Regions from separate parts of the Homo sapiens genome. Here region 1 is linked to region 2. The links are chromatin loops, found by intact Hi-C in ENCODE. Cell type or tissue: heart left ventricle. All regions are shown on one strand. Each heading gives the region's core, and the rest is flanking DNA. Links, peaks and the distances in the headings are about the cores only.

Region 1 (2,917 bases), core at 102-2,601, 760 kb before region 2:
AAAATCTGGGTGTGCTGGGAGGACAGAACGGTGCGATGAAAGGTCCCTGGGCAATGAGGACTCCCTGAGTGACAAAATCATCAAACTCCAGAGTCCTGGCTGTTTCTGGACTTCTTATTTTATGGGATATAAAAGTTCTTATTGTTTGAACCAGACAGAATGGGGGTATCTTCTTCTTTGGTACTGGAGTTGCTCTGGTCAGAGTAAGAGACCATGTGCCTTAGTCAGCATTACAGGGCATGGGCATTTACAGCATGAATTGCCATCTTTATTGACCTTTGTCTCTCTCTCTGCCTCTTTGCTCTTAATCTATGGCCTGCCTCTCCCCCGTGTGATAGCTGTTAGAGCTGTGAGGAGCCTTAAAATCTTCATCTGGTTGGGGTAGCTGAAGTTCAGAGGGAGGAAGGGACTTAGGGGCTTGCTCACGATGCATAGAAAGTGTGGATCCAGCAGGAGAACTCAGGTCTTTCTTGCCCAGCTCTAAGCTTTCTCATATTGCTCAGCTGTTTGCTGTCCTGCTCTGTCTGTCTCTCTGTGTCTCCTCCATACACCTCCTCAGGTCTCCTTCTCTTTCTGTCTCCTCTGCCCGAGATAAAGGGACCCCTTCACTTAGAGCTGGATGGGGCAGCTCTGCTGGGGACTAGGGGGGTCCGAAGGAGCCTGTGCTAAGGAAACAAGCTGGTGTTGCTGGAAACTATGTCTAGATGGTCACAGAGCAGCAGGATGGGGCACTGGGATTCTGCGTGAATGGCCATCAGGTGGCGGGACGCATGGACGGCTCACCAGCCTTGGGAACTGGCAGTGCTGCATGGCCCAGCTCACGGAGAAGGCTCAGCTGTGGCTCCTTCCTAAGCCATCCTGCTTCCCACTGACTTGGAGAGACAGCCGGTTGGTGCGGGGTTTGTGTGGGTTTATTTACTCTTAATAACAAGCTTATATTTTAGATATTCCCCCTGGGTATTTCTGCTCATTTGGGCTTCAGTACAAAACCATGAATCCACACACAAAATGTGTGGATCTGAAAATTAGGATTACACCCCAGCATCCCACTAATAGAGGCAGTCTTCCTTTGAAGGCGCCAGGGATCTCTGTCCTGCCCTGGCTGGCCAAAGGAAAGCCACGATGGGGCCATGCTTGTTACCAGCGGGTTCTGGACGCATCCACCACCATCAGCATCTGTTCTCCCCTTGGGTCTTCATTAATTCAGTTAAGGAAACATTTAATTAGCAACTGTTGTGGTCGGATGCAGCAGTCCATCCTGGGTAGAAGATACACAATTCCTTACTCCAGGAGCTTCCATCCATATGCGGAAGTGAGAAGGAAGAATGTATGCACACTGGGGCATGTAAAGCTCTGCCGTGGAGAGTAGAGCTGGTGGGTAAAGGAGGCCTCCAGGATCCATGTGACCCTGCCTGTGGTCAGAAGACTGGTTAAGAAGGCTTCCTCGAATGGGTTCTCAGCTCCAAACTCACGCATGCCTGCAGTCCAGTTTCTACCGGAAAAGTTGTTCCTACTCTCAACAATTCCACCTGAAGCCCTCTCACCTAACCTCCGGCCTGCTCCCAACCCTCCCTGCACAACCAATGAAAGCTGGCCTCAAGTACCACCAAGAAAAGCAGAGGCCTTGTAAGGAGTCTCATTTTCTTCCCCTACCACCAGATGGCGCCCCAGCTTGGCCTCCGCACTGATGGGACTCTGAGAGAGGAAGCGTCCCTCTTCATGTCTAAGGCCAATCCCTCCCCATGCATCCTCAATCCCATCTCTCTCTTGTTCTCAAGGCCATGGCCTCATTCGGGGTCCCCTCTGGCACCTTGCAGGGTGGATATTCTACCCCCTTGGACCATGCCCATCTACCTACGAACACCTTCACTCTCCACCCCACCCTAATCCAGTTTGCATCTCGCCACACTGTCAAATATTCATTTGGTGAATGTCCCCAGTAACCTCCATGACGTCCACCAATCCAATAGATGTTTTTTGTGTGTTTCCTTAGATGGAAATCCTACTCCCACCTTATGCACACGCACGTTCCCTCCCTGGCTCCATGTTGGTTCAATCCCCCTCTTCCACTCAACCTCCAAATGTTGAGTTCCTAAAAACTCAGTCCTACCCACACTCTCTCTCAGGTAAGCCCACCCATTATCCCAGTTTTAACATAATGACTGCTCCCAAATGTATAGTTTTAGTCCAGACCTGGCTTGTGTATCCAACCTTGACTTTTCTTATTTCACTCTGGCTGTGTGGCAATCCTATCAAGATTACCACATCCGAAACTGAACTCATAACTCATAATCCAGCCCCAACCACCCCCATGTGACTGGTAGAATTCTAAGACATCCCCAAAGTTTCTCACTCCTCTCGTGCACATGCCCTGTATGATCCCTGGGTCTCTGAGTGCCATGGATCTTCTTTTGATGATTAGGTTATGCTATACAGCACAGTTGAGTTTAATAAAGGGAGATTATTCAGGTGGGACTAACTTAATCCAGTGAGAACTGTAAAAGTAGAGAGATTTCTCCAGTTGGTGGCAGAAGAGTTCAGAAAAACTCAACTCAAAGGAGGTTTTTAGTGCTGTTGATGAGGCTCCAGGAGTGGCCTCTAGGAGCTGAGCATGATCTGTGGCCTGGAGCGGTAATCAGATTGAGACTTCTGTCCTACAACCACGAGAAGCCGAACTCTGACAACAATAGTGAGCTTCAAAGAGAACTCTCCAGATGACAACCACAGCTTGGCTGACACCCTGATGGAAGCTCCATGAGACCCTGTGCCCAGAGACTGACCGATAGAAACCGTGAGCTCATACATCTGTGTTGCTTTAAGTCATGAGATTTGTGATAAATTGCTTTGCAACAATACAAATTAACATATTTCCCTATAGCTTTTCATCTCAGTAGACATCACCATCATCCACCACATT
Region 2 (2,917 bases), core at 109-2,608:
CAGGAGGTCAGAGGGAGAGTGTGGGAAATGCTATCTATCTCAAGATAAGCCCCTCTCAAGGTACTCCAGGATGTCCCCATGGTGGACATGGAGGAGGGCGAAAAAGCCTTGCATTCTTAACCATAGCCATAAGCAGGTGGGTTATTCTATGTATCCATATTAGTCTTAAGTCATCCTTTTCCCAAGAGTTACTCTAATGACTTTCTTGCACTAAATTCTAATTTGCTACTTGAGAGTTGAGTTTGGTTCAGTTTATCGAGTACATTAGCAGGACTATTATGCACTAGATACTAGTTTAGGAGCAAAAAATTCAATAAATTAGGGTCTATGCCCTTGAAAATTATATAGGTTTTAGAAAAGCTGTCATAATTTTAAAACTATGTTTTATTCGTTTGTTTTTCAATTCTCAACACCCAGGATGTGGAATGTATGCCCTGCAGGCTGGTCTCTTTCCTGAGAGCTGAGATGTCCTGTCCTAAGGTACACAAAATAGTCTTCTAAACATCAGCCATTTTAATAGACAGAGCCATGAGGTCTTGCTCATGTGAAAGCCACTGAAATCTTTTGGAAATATAATAATTGTCTTTTTTTTGCTTGTGATAATTTATGTATGTTCAATGTATTTAAATACAGTTTAATATGCTGCATCTTATAAAAATCACTGCTGAGAAAGTTTCTGTCTAATGTCATTTTTGTAAGCTCCAAGAAAGGGTTTTTGAGCAAAATACCAATTTTACAATTACTCCGTTGAATCCTAATTTAAGAAAAGAATCATTTATTCATTATGTGAGGTGGAAAGAATTTTCCAGGAGAGACTAAGATTGACAGTAATGAAGTAGGAGCTTCACAGAAGAAGCGGTAGTGGGAGTTTTGAAATTCTGGGACCAGCGCAGGCCCACCATAGGTATGGACACCTGGCTGGTCCTGAGGGCCCCCACAAGAGTGGGGCATATCAGGTTAGATGCCTCTGAAGACAATAAGGATGGATTCAATAAGTGTTTCCAACACTTGGCAGAATCCAGTGGACCAATGAATCCTGCCACCTGCTGGCTGGCCCTTGAGGGGAAGGGCGCTCTTCCTCTACACAGTAGTATCTCTCCAGCACAAGCTGACTTCACTATCCTCCCATTCCTGCTGTCTTTGACCTGTAGTCATCTTCTATTCCTACGTTATACAGAGCTTGCTTTTCTCTGAGCACATCCTTTGTACTCCTCTCCCTTCTTAATGGCTGTATGGAAGCCATGTTTCTTGATTAAAAAACCTCCTTAAACACACCTTATATCTTCAACGTCCATGCTATAGTGACTGCTGTGGTCTTGGTGATACACTTTAGGAAGAAACTTTCCCTGCAGCCCTCGAGGGTGGCATGTCAGGATCAGGAGTTTGTGTCTTCTTTGTATCCCAAGACTTTTGAGAACTATTTCTACTTCTGCCTCTGCACCTTTTAGATTAGCACCATCTGGCTCTGCTACCCTCTACTTCTTATGATCCCCAGCATTTACCACTCTCCTGGGCACTTTTGCCATTCACCAAGAATCATGAGAACTGGGTCAACATCCTCCTCTACCACCAAATATTGTCATTATGAAGGGTGAACTCAGCTTTAACAAGGATGATCTGTAGCCCATCACTGTTGTGTTACAGATGACTGATCCACTTGCCCATCTCAGTGACCTCACCCTACTTTAGCCAGCCAGCCAGGTGCTGGACCATCTCCGCCCCTAGGTGCACCATACCTTCTCCCCAAAACTACAACTCTCTCAAATCTTAAATGCTAGAACCATCTCATTCTCAGGTCCAATGTCTTATCCTAGCTCTCTTAAAGATTTCCTCATTTTTGTACATTTACTTCTATTTTTCTGAGACTTCTGGGTCTTGGATGCTGATATCATTTGTATTCCCACCCAAATTTTGACCTGTCATCCCAAGATGTCAAGGGAGGGACCTGGAGGGAGGTAATTGGATCATGTGGGAGGTTTCTCCCATGCTGTTCTCATGATAGTGAGGGAGCTCTCACAAGATCGGATGGTTTTATAGGGGGCTCTTCCCCCTTCACTTGCTTGCTGTCTCTCTTGTTGCTTTGTGAAGAAGGTGCCTTGCTTCCCCTTCACCTTCTGCCCTGATTGTAAGTTTCCTGAAGCCTCCTCAGCCATATGGAACTGTGAGTCGATTAAGCCTCTTGTATTAGTCTGTTCTCACGCTGCTATAAGGACATACCTGAGACTGGGAAATTTATAAAGGAAAGAGGTTTAATTGACTCACAGTTCTGCAGGGCTTGGGGGGCCTCAGGAAACTTACAATAATGGCAGAAGGGGAAGCAAACATATCCTTCCTCACATGGTGGCAGCAAGGAGAAGTGCAGAGTGAAGAGAGTGAAGATGGTTATAAAACCATCAGATCTCATGAGAACTCACCCACTATCACAAGAACAGCATGGAGGTAACTGCCCCCATGATTCAATTACCTCCCATTGGATCCCTCTCATGACACGTGGGGATTATGGGAACTACAGTTCAAGATGAGATTTGGGTAGAAACACAGCCAAACCCTATCACCTCTTCCCTTTATAAATTACTCAGTCTTAGGTATTTCTTTATAGCAGTGTGAAAACGAACTAATACAGATGCCTTCTGAGCATCTTCTGAGATTCTGAATAGAATCTTCTGAGCATTCTATTTTCCTTCTGAGCAGTGCTTTCTCCCTTTGTTTCTCCATCTCATCTCCATGGTCTTTTGTTTCAACCATTCTCATGCCACTGAGTCTCCTCTATGACACTCCTCCTTTGCTTGTTTATGCCTCACCCAGGCAAATTCTTATTCTTGAAGCAATCTCTTCATTCCCCACCTCTATTTTCACTCTGAGTTGGCAAGGACCACTGGAGAAACATCACGCAAACTTTGCAAAGCTTGCAAACTGG

What was found. Hi-C counts contacts between places; a loop is a spot of excess contacts. Peaks named below come from ENCODE experiments on the same cell type or tissue, not always from the same donor. Only the 100,000 strongest peaks of a DNase experiment are listed, where the experiment ranks them.
Region 1: it touches region 2 in a loop (2.2-fold over the local background); 2 of 110 quality-filtered maps call a loop at or near these places.

Annotation. Positions count from the first base shown.
Region 1 is chr19:30,783,380-30,786,296 of GRCh38, forward strand. No RefSeq gene overlaps it. Among named protein-coding and RNA genes, the nearest start is that of ZNF536-AS1, 110 kb to the left of the region's middle. In heart left ventricle, for the core only: a CTCF peak has its summit at 1,648 (motif pointing right); a DNase peak (open chromatin) is centred at 1,682.
Region 2 is chr19:31,548,091-31,551,007 of GRCh38, forward strand. It overlaps LINC02841 (long intergenic non-protein coding RNA 2841), which reads left to right. Exons shown (of 3, transcript NR_184026.1): 2 at 418-480. Among named protein-coding and RNA genes, the nearest start is that of LINC02841, 29 kb to the left of the region's middle. In heart left ventricle, for the core only: a CTCF peak has its summit at 1,059 (motif pointing left); a DNase peak (open chromatin) is centred at 1,029.